2 separate regions of the Homo sapiens genome follow, and region 1 is linked to region 2. Evidence: chromatin loops called from intact Hi-C (ENCODE). Cell type or tissue: PC-9. All regions are shown on one strand. Each heading gives the region's core, and the rest is flanking DNA. Links, peaks and the distances in the headings are about the cores only. Region 1 overlaps TM4SF1 (transmembrane 4 L six family member 1). Region 2 overlaps TM4SF18-AS1 (TM4SF18 antisense RNA 1).

Region 1 (5,389 bases), core at 273-5,272, 69 kb after region 2:
GAGTTTCCCTTAAAGACTGCGGGCTCCTCCCTGAATTATTTTAGGACTGAATCTTTCTTCTCATCTCATTTTTGTTTTATTTCTAAAAGTAATATGTGCTTATGGTAGAAATTTCAGAAAGTATAGATAAGCGAAATGAATCAAGACAAAAATCACATTGAATCTGATTGAAATTCCTTTTCAGTAATATATTTAAAGGGTATTTATAATATACATATACCTAGTAGAGAAAGACATAGAACCCTTCTTTTCTATATTTTCGAAACTTTCTCTTTCATGTAATGTTGTGCGGTTCATACATTTACCCTGATTTAACAGCCACTGACTACATTTATCAAACCAATTCCTTGTTATCAGAGATTTAGGCTCTTGCCATTTTTCCTGGTGTTACAAACAATACTCCCATAATTATTACTGGAAACTGAACTATTGTGAACATCCTTGATGATTTTCTTAAAATAAATTTCTACAAGTAAAAATACTTGGCTAAAGGATGTGTAGGCTTTATATATTGTAGACACAGATCACCAAATGGCTTTTCTGAAAAGTTGCATCAAATCCCATACCTGTTCTCACCATGGGTAAGCATCAGAGAAAACAATGAAAAAGATCTCACACACATACAAGAAACTCATACTGTGGTAAAGGTAGCATTCTATCAATTGTCTGAGATTTCAGTGCATGAGATTTCCTTTATGTAGGAATGTATTTGTAAATTTGGTCACTATGGTAAATTGACACTCAGAGGCCACGTGTACTATTCAAGTGATTCAGATTCTACAGTAATTTTTATTGTTTTAATGTTGTCAGGTAAGAATGAGCTGTTTTAGTACAACCCCTGAGGGAGTTTCCAGCCAAATTGAAAGGCCTAGAATATTACAAACCAGGAGCGTAGGCTATAAACAGAACTTAAGGAGGGTGTAAGGTAATTTGTGTAAGCTATTTCCTTCAGGTGATGACAATGTCTACTATTAAAAGATTCACAAACAAGGGGAAATGTTGAGTCACTCAAACTTAGGCTCTAGGATAGGGATGACTAAGGCTCTCAGGGGCCTGTCAAAGTCCCCATTAGGTGGGTGGAGTATCTGAGTGCCAGTGTAGGATAGGAGGAAGACTCTAGCCCCTGGGCCCTGGTGGCAGAGCAGGTAGATGAGGCAGAGGAGAGGAGCAGGGAAAACACCGTGTTCATGTTACACCAACTTGGAGTTAAATCAGTGTTGTTTTTTTTTTTGCTACAGTGTTTTTCATTTGCTAAAGATGTGGCCTTGGACAGATTACTTAACCTCACTGAGCTTTGAGTCTATAAAATAGAGAGAAGTAATACCTTCTAGGGCTGCTGAGAGATTTCAGTGGAATAGTATGTGTAAAACTAATTACAATAAGTGACATACTGAAGGGACTCAAGAAATTGTTGCTGTTATTATGATAATGGTTGATAATTATTATTGCTATGTCCTTTGAGGATAGATTTAGGAAAAAATGATGCTTATGACTGATTATTATGCCTTTTATCTTGGATCCTGTATTGCAGGGGTTTTTAATCTGGTGTCCAAGAATTCCCAAAAGACCCCATGGATAAATAACTGGGGGAGTGGGGTGTTAAACTTAGATGGGAAAAAAGTGTCATTTTTTACTAACTTATAACAAAAATTTAATATTTCCTTTAATTATGACTATGCAACAAACCAAAGTAGCATCAGTAATACTGATCATACTTTGATCTACAATAAAAATTTGCATATGTTTTCATATCACATTAAATTTGCTGCAGGTATCTCGAAATATCATTTTAATTGAAATTGTATTTCAAAAGTATGACAGTTAGGGGGCTGGGGGGCAAGGGGAGGGAGGGCAAATACCTAATGCATGTGGTTGATGATGGGTTGATGGGTGCAGCAAACCTCCATGGCACGTGTATACCTATGTAACAAACCTGCACGTTCCGTCCCAGAACTTAAAGAAAATAAAAAATAATAAAAATAAAAATAAATAAATAATAAATGTGCTTAGCATATTGGCTAACTCTGCTCAGTGAAAAAAAAAAAAGTAGGATAGTTCTTAGACCGACTCCTTAGAAGGCTGTTAGGACACACGTTATTGCTATCCACAGGTGTTGACGTGACAGAGCTGGCTGTCAAGACAACTACACTATATGTTTAAAAAAACATTTTCATAAAATATTCTAGTGTATTGGTTTTCTTCATAATTCTATGCATTTTATGAATTTATGAACATTATTCTTCGAAGGTGTCTGTAGGTTTCACCAGCCTGCCAGAGGGACTATGGTACAGAATAGGCTGAAACCTTCAGTCAGGAGCCGCCCACTGCAGGGCAGCTTGCCCATAGGAGGAGCTCTGCTGTCTAATAGCTGGTTATGCTTCTTTATAAATTTGCTTATCTGTTGTCCAGACCAATGAACACCAAAAACGGAACATTTCTATAGAAAATTCCCAATAAGTCCAGGAATCCTGTCACTTGAAAGAGCCTAACCCTGTACAGTAAGGAGAAAAATGCCTGTTACCCTTCCAGGGAGGCTGATACTTGCAGCACCTGGTAGAAAGGACCAGTGCCTAACTGGGGTGATGATCCCACAGGTACAGCAATGGCAATTTACAGACAGCAGAGAAAGAAGAGGAGAAAGAGGATGAGAGAGTAGGATAAAGAAACAAAAAGACAGGAAGCCGTTAGCAATAGGGGCCACATAACTTGCAAACTGGAAAAAAAAAAGGGGGGGGGGGAGAAAAAAGAGAACTTTTAAGGATAATGAAACTAAACAACAACAACATGGTAGTGAATACTTTATTTTGTTGTAAACAAGTTAGTTTTGAGGGTATTTCCTCGTGGTCCTCCTGCCGTCACTCGTCCCCATGTTCCAATGATGCTGATCAACTGCTTTATTCAGTTTCCCATCTTTCTTCTTGCCCAGTCATCGTAGCCTTTCTTTTTTTAAACACATGATCCCTAGTACTCATCTTTGGAGGACAAAAGGCTTTCCATATGTTAGAAAAATTTGAATCTCATAGTACTCACAACAATGAGCAGCATTGTAAGTTGTGATGCATTCATTTGGATTGGAACATTCTCAATCAGTCCTTCCACTCTAAGTAAATATTTGTTTCTCACAGAACACAAGGCAGTTCAAAGGGCCTCTTGTTAGAGATTTATAGGTGTATGAATGGGAAACATCATACAAGCAGTGAAAACAAAAATCTTTCCAGGTTGTCGGATTTTCTCCTTCTTGGTCTTATAAAAAGCAACTAGACATCTTTAATTTAAAAAATACATGCACATATATACAATAGTGATTGGAATGTTATTTTTATCCAAAACATTATAGAGTTTATCTCAGATATACTGAGTACTGTCACTCAGTCTGTAAATTACCCCCAGAGGGTGGTTTGTTTCCTCATTCCTTAAAAAAAAACAAAAACAAATAAACAAACAAAAAAGAAGTTTACTAAATTTAAACACTGACATCCTGTGAAGATGCCAGTCTTTACAGGCGTTTGTAAAAGTAGACTGTGGGGAGTATGTTACACTAATACAAAGTTTTACAAATGAATACAAGTGAAATATATAAATTACAATGAAATAGAGGAAGATTGTGGCTCTGTCCTGGGTTGGTTCTTTTAGCAGTCATATTGCTGTAGAGAAAATAAAATACCATTAGGCTATAATCAGGATAAATAATGATGACATTTTAGTCCTTTAAGTTCCTATTTTAAGCAAACATAAACAGACTGATCTTAGCTTCAGCAAAGCTTAGGCCAACCATACTTAGGGCTTGGACAATGCTCACAAAATGTTTCCTAAACAAACCCAGATCCCTTGTCTTCCATGAGTAAAGGCTGCAGAAAGGGCCCATAGAAACTGCAGGATACTGATATTGGGTTGCTTTGAGTGCATTTGTGTGGGGTTTTAATCTTAGGGATTTAAAAGATAATGCCATGGAAGTTTCACACTGGTATGAGCTCAATGTGGGTAACCTTTCAAATTAAATGCTACCGAGTTATGGACCTGACTCTTCTACATGAAAAGACCTGCCCTTTGAAAGTGTCTTTTGTCTTATAAACAAAGGTAACAGATCTTCCCTGTAGTATCTGGGAAGAAGCCATCCCTACAGTGACTCAGCTGGGAAACCTGGTGTATTTACTACCCCAAATCAGAGGAGAGTATCATTCCCTGCCAAATCACTTCAGCCATTTTGGTCATTGGCTCTTTATGCCTGTCCCCAAAACGTACTAAGTGAGTACATTTAGTACAAGTAATCACTTACTTTGAACTCTGCCTTGTATGAAATTCAAGGCTAAAGGTAAGCTGCATGACAGCAATCCCTAGAGGATACTTCTCTGCCCTTCCCCAACCGTACTGCTTGAAAGAAGCTCCATATTGAAGGTTTCCCATTCCCTTATTTTCTTGGAAATTTGCCAAAGAAATTATTAATCTTGCTATACTTGCCTGATAAGGAAAACTAGATTTTCATTTTAACCTTCCCCCAAAATTACAGAAAGTTTCCTTTTATTTTCAGCAAAGTTTTTCATGGTAGCAATGGGCTTTCAGTTTTCATTAGGTTTTTGTCTTATTTTTAAAAGAAAGTTAACAGATCTGGCACCAGAGGAGTAAATGGTTTGAAAAATATAAGACATAAAATAACCCTCTCAAAGATAGGATCAAAGCTGGACTTTCATTAATTCAATAATATATATATTTTAGGAGGATATAGAAACAAGAACTTTCACTGCTACAAACAAATGCATTTTTTTCTCCTAAATCATATCCCCAGGAAACAAGTGCTTCCTGGTTTTCTTTCACAACGAAAGGCTTTTCATGAGCTGCTGTTCAAAGATTGCTAGTGATTCTCCATACTTACTGCTTAGGCATTTTTATGACTCCTTATTAGGAAGGAATTGCAGAAAATCCAACCAAACAGCAAGTGTGGAATACAGGTTAAAAGTAGGAGCTTTTGCACAGAGCGACTCAAGGTTTGAAGCCTGTTATTTCCTGAGTAGGTGATCTTAAGCCTATTGCTTAATATTTGAGTCATATGGGTTTAGCATAGTGCCTGATGCATTGAATGGTTGGCTATTACTTATGTATACTAGTTGGGAATATAACAGCAAACAAAGAGCAGACATCACTTTTTTTTCTGTCTCTGCAGCGAGAGCAGAGGCAGTGAATTAGATCCTGAAGGGAGCGCTGTGTCTATGGGCAGCATGTTCTTGTGTACATAGAGCCAACTGCAAAGAACTAAGACAATCCTGTGACTGTGAGACTCGAGGAAGCTTGTTACTGACAGCTAAAGTGAATGCTATAATTGTGTTGCTACAAAGATGATATCAGAATAAATGCTGGTAGGTCGAGCATGTTTGGTTTTGCCTTTTTCTTTATG
Region 2 (5,389 bases), core at 333-5,332:
CTTCACAATGTTCCACTCCTTTTTCCAAATGCAAATGACACAAGTATGTATGAGAAAACTTTTTTTTTCCCTTTGGCATGATGATAAAATTACAACCATTTCCGCCTATCCATGGTCCTAGTATTCTTAAGGATAAGCAAACAGTCATTTTATTCTTCAAAGAAAACAGAACAATTTTAAACAGACTGGTTAATCAAAACTAGACAAAGCCCCAACTCCTGCAGTTAGGAGTAGATCAGGACTTCTGTGGGAAAGAGACCAGGGGAATCTGGCACAGCTTAGAGATATTCAACAAGCAAAAAATACTGGGATGGAATAAAGTGGCAGGATGGATAAAAGAAATTGTATTGGGAAAAAAAACTATGTTTTACTTTCTTTGTTCCCTAACTATGAGCTATTCCTACTTCACTATATATGTGAATGATGGTTCTAAAGAGGGAATCAGATCATTCATGTATTCAACATTCAGCAAATATTTGAGACTTCCTGTGCCCCTAGCCTTTTGGCCAATTGCTATTGGCTATATATATGGCCAATATATATTAAAAAGGGGGCCAGTATAATGAGTACAGAGGGTCTGCAATCATGGTGCAGCCACAAGTAAAATATGAGTAGTATTTATGCTTTTCTACACTCTCATATGTATTGCCCAGCTTATTTACTTATTTACCTGTTTACTTATTAAAACCAACCCCCACCTTCAGTGGATGAATATTTGCCAACTCAAATGACAGTAAAAAACGGTGCAGTGGCTCACGCCTGTAATCCCAGCACTTTGGGAGGCTGAGACAGGCAGATGGCTTAAGGCCAGGAGTTTGCGACCAGCCTGGCCAACATGGTGAAAACCAGTCTCTACTGAAATTACAAAAAGTAGCCGGGCATGGTGCCACATGCCTGTAATCCCAGCTACCTCGGAAGGCTGAGGCACGAGAATTGCTTAAACCCAGGAGGCAGAGGTTGCAATGAGCTGAGATTGCACCACTGCACTCCAGCCTGGGTGACAGAGTATGACTCTGCCAAAAAAAAAAAAAAAAAAAAGAGTAGAAGGAATTATAGCCACAGAATTTTCCAGGGCAATTCCAGAGGAGACCCAACAACTGTTAGGGACTATGCCCCTATTGTTAAAATGTCTATATAACCTCTGAGGCTGATGACTTTGAGAACACCTACACTGACTTGAAAATTCACATTCTGGTGTGTTTCTTTCTTTCTTTGAGACAGTGTTAGTTTTACTCTGTCACTTAGGCGAGAGTGCAGTGGTGCGATCATGACTCATTGCAGCCTTGAACTCCTGGGTTCAAGCAATCCTCCCACCTCAGCCTCCCAAGTAGCTGAGAATACAAACATGCACCACCACACCCGGTTAACTTTTCAAATTTTTTTTATAGAGACAAGGTCTTGCTGTGTCGCCCAGGCTGGTCGAGAACTCCTCACCTCAAGTGAACCTCCTGCCTTGGCCTCTCAAAGTGCTGAGTGTGCTTCTACTGAAAACATTTACAGTATGTCATAATCACAACTTTTTAGCATACTGTTAGCTAAAAAATAAAATATAGGCTGACTGCAAAAATTTACTTGCAATTCATCGTTTGGACCTCACAATAACTTTTCTCCATTGAAGCAATGTTGCAAGTGGTTGGTAGATTTCATTTTTGCCTTCCCAATGCCTTTGTAAACCCAAATGTAGACAAAATAGCCAAGGATAATTGCTACTAAAAAATATCCATTTAAAATGAATCCATTGGAAACTGGAAACAAACCAAAATATTGTATTAGGATTTTATCATGAGAAATGAAACCAATCAAGAAAATAAGCTTATTTTATCTTATATTATGTTAAACCCTACTGTGTAAAATTTATTAAAAATGGCACTTATTGTGGCTCAAACCAATATTTAAAACAAATTTGATTACATTTGTAAGTCTTTACCAAATCTTAGAATGAACCAGGAATAAATCAAGTGTTTGGATTTGAATGTTACGATTTTTGTTGACAAAGCTGTAAGAGGGGCACAATATCAAGTCCTTTATTTCACTGTTGATTTTTGCAGTACCTTCACAAATAGGGTTATTTTGCCTAAATATTAGAGGGCACTTCACTTTTTCGAAGGGCATCTCTTAATCTATGCTATTCAAACCATTCTTTTGAGACACATAACCTATCATTACCCCCTTTGCTTTTCTTCAAACATTTACTAGATTCTTATTTGTCAAATCTTTATGTGTGATTTAAGTAGTTCCTCATCACATCTAATCACTTAAATCCTGCTATTTGCATTTAATTGGCATTCTGTTTGCTTCATGAGAGTAACAAATATACTGACACAATAAATATGGAAATATATTTGTATCACATGGGAAGAAATGTTTAAATGGAGACTAATATCATAAGTGGTCACTTCTAAGAAACACTCCATTCTCATGTAATTATATTTATAGTAAAAATCATAGAAGACAATGCAGATACAAATCTGACAACTAAGAAAATTGTAAAAATTATGGAATAGTTTTAAAACTTTTTCCTTGAATGTTGGCTCTTTAAACAAAGAAGCCTTAATCAGAGAAATTTACGCATAAGCATGTGATTCTGAATGAGCCTTTTCAAGGACTTTATGTATGAGTATTTGACTTTTGAGGTTAATAGAATCAATTCTTTAATATGGGTTGAGAAATAAAAATAAAGTCCTAAGCTTCTCCAACTGACTGAACACACCATCTCTTGGCCCAGGGGACTCCAGAGAAACCTTAGAAACTGAGTTCCTGGCCATGATGGGCTAGCAGGTCGAACATGCCTCAGTATGCCCCATTCCTTCTAACCTTTAACCAGAATTCTTTCCTAAGGCGTAAGTAAGCAGAAACCAGCTCTGGAAAATGAGAAATGGATGACTCATTACTTTGTCAACTTTAGCCAGTCCTCTGAGGCTGCCACAGGACTCCCTTTCCCACATTGCAGTTTCAACATGACAGCTCACCAGTTAAACCATAAATCCCTTCCTGATAAGAGACCAACAACCATGAAGTGGTTCTGGCCAATCTATGCAGGGTGCACAGCCAGGGCATTTGTGTCCTCCCCTTCATCTTTTGACATTAGGGGGCTGAAAACTCCACTCTCAGATCATGCTAATGCCACAATTTTTTGTACAGGGAATTCATGAAGAGGCATAAAGCTCAATTGTGAAGCACATGTTTCTCCTTTAATAAATATTCATGACTCCTCCTACAGCCTAATAAAAAGGTATTTTCAGCCACTCTGCTCAGCATAAATTCCCGTTTCTTTCAGCACTACCTTGAAGTGCCTGTTTCTGGCTTCTGGCCAGAGGTTACACTTCCCAGCGTGTCAGAATGGCCACCCTGCAGGTTGCAGCCTTTTGTGAGAAATAAAGCTGTCCTTTCCAAATGTATGAACCTTGTGATTCTTCAGCTGACAGGGTAATTCATCTGAAAAACGTAGTTTTTCTTCTTGGAAGTGGACTTCCAATATCATGATGCTAAAAACATGTCATACTGTAATAAGAGCTGTTTTGTACTTTTACAGAAGGAATTTTTAAAAATTTATTTTTAGTTTTTGTGGGTACATAGTAGGTGTATATATTTGTGGGGTACATGAGATATTTTGACACAAGTATGCAATGCATAATAATCACATTAGGGTAAATGAGGTATCCATTACCTCAAGCATTTATCTTTTGTGTTATAAACAATCCAGTTGTACTCTTTTCATTATTTTAACATGTACAATTAAATTATTACTGACTATAGTCACCCTGTTGTGCTATCAAATAGTAGGTCTTATTCATTCTTTCTAACCATTTTTTGTACCTATTAACAATCCCCACTTGCTCTCCACTACCCCTGCCCCAATACCTTTCCCAGCTTCTGGTAACCATCCGTCTGCCCTCTATCCCTGTGAATTCAATTGTTTCACTTTTTAGCTCCCACAGATAAGTGAGAACATGTACAGTTTGTCTTTCTGTGCCTGGCTTAATTCACTTAACATGATGGCCTCCAGTTCCATCCATGTTGTTGCAAATGACAGGATCTCATTCTTTTTAAAAATATATGTAACATTTTCTTTATCCATTTGTTTGTTTATGGACACTTAGGTTGGTTCCAAGTCCTGGCTATTGTGAACAATGCTGTAGGTATCTCTTCGATATACTGATTTCCTTTCTTTTGGGTATATACCTAGAAGTGGGTTTGCTGGATCATATGGTGACTCTATTTTAGTTTTTGAGGACCCTCCAAACGGTTCTCCATAGTGCTTGTACTAATTTACATTCCCACCAACCGTGTATGAGGATTCCCTTTACTCCACATCCTTGCCATCATCTGTTATTGCCTGTCTTTTGAATAAAAACCATTTTAACTGGAATGAGATGATATCTCACTGTAGTTTTGATTTATGTTTCTCTGATGATCAATGATGTTGAGCATCTTTTTATATACCTGTTTGCAATTTGTATCTCTTCTTTTGAGAAATGTCTGTTCAGACCTTTTGGCCATTTAAAACATTAGATTATTAGATTTTTTCCTATAGAGTTGTTTGAACTCCTTATATATTCTGGTTATTAATCTCTGTCAAATGGGTACTTTTCAAATGTTTTCTCCCATGCTGTGGGTTGTCTTTTCACCTTGTTGATTGTTTCCTTTGTTATGCAGCAGGTTTTTAACTTGATGTGATCCCACTTGCCCATTTTTGCTTTGGTTGCCTGTGCTTGTGGAATATTACACAAGAAATCTTTGCCCAGTCCAATATTCTGGGGGGAGAGTTTCCCCCAATATTTTTTAGTAGTTTCATAATTTTAGTTCTTAGATTTAAATCTTTAATCCACTTTTATTTTATTTTTGTATATGGTGAGAGATATCATTCTAGTTTCACTCTTCTGCATATGCATATCCAGTTTTCCCAGCATCATTTATTGAAGAGACTGTCCTTTCCCCAATGTATGTTCTTGGTACTTTTGTTGAAACTGAGTTCACTGTAGATGTATCATTTTGTTTCTGGGTTCTCTGTTCTGTTCCATTGGTCTATGTGTCTGTTTTTATGCTTGTACCATGCTATTTTAGTTACTACAGCTCTGTAGTATAATTTGAAGTCAGGTAATGTGATTCCTCCAGTTTTGTTCTTTTGTGCTCAGGATAGTTCTGGCTATTCTGAGTCTTTAGTGATTTATAAATTTTAAGTTTGTTTTTTTTTTTCTATGTCTGTGAAGAATGTCATTGGTATTTTGATAGGGATTACACTGAATCTGTAGATTGCTTTGGGCAGTATGAACATTTTAACAATATTAGTTTTCCAGTCCGTGAATGTGGAATATCTTTCCATTTTTTGGTGTTCTCTTTAATTTCTTACATACATGTTTTATAGTTCTCATTGTATAGCTCTTTCATA

Evidence for each region. A loop is a pair of places that touch in the nucleus more often than their neighbours do. Peaks named below come from ENCODE experiments on the same cell type or tissue, not always from the same donor. Only the 100,000 strongest peaks of a DNase experiment are listed, where the experiment ranks them.
Region 1: a loop joins it to region 2, with 7 times the contacts of the local background. A loop is called at or near these places in 3 of 110 quality-filtered maps.

Annotation. Positions count from the first base shown.
Region 1 is chr3:149,366,237-149,371,625 of GRCh38, forward strand. It overlaps TM4SF1 (transmembrane 4 L six family member 1), which reads right to left. Exons shown (of 5, transcript NM_014220.3): 5 at 2,786-3,644. The coding sequence ends at 3,630. Among named protein-coding and RNA genes, the nearest start is that of TM4SF1, 8.7 kb to the right of the region's middle. In PC-9, for the core only: a CTCF peak has its summit at 2,464; DNase peaks (open chromatin) are centred at 945, 2,222, 3,075 and 4,965; H3K4me3 peaks cover 870 bases; H3K27ac peaks cover 5,000 bases.
Region 2 is chr3:149,297,409-149,302,797 of GRCh38, forward strand. The region is part of intron 1 of TM4SF18-AS1 (TM4SF18 antisense RNA 1); the gene reads left to right. Among named protein-coding and RNA genes, the nearest start is that of TM4SF18-AS1, 15 kb to the left of the region's middle. In PC-9, for the core only: no CTCF peak of the experiment used is centred there; DNase peaks (open chromatin) are centred at 893 and 2,863; H3K4me3 peaks cover 1,409 bases; H3K27ac peaks cover 5,000 bases.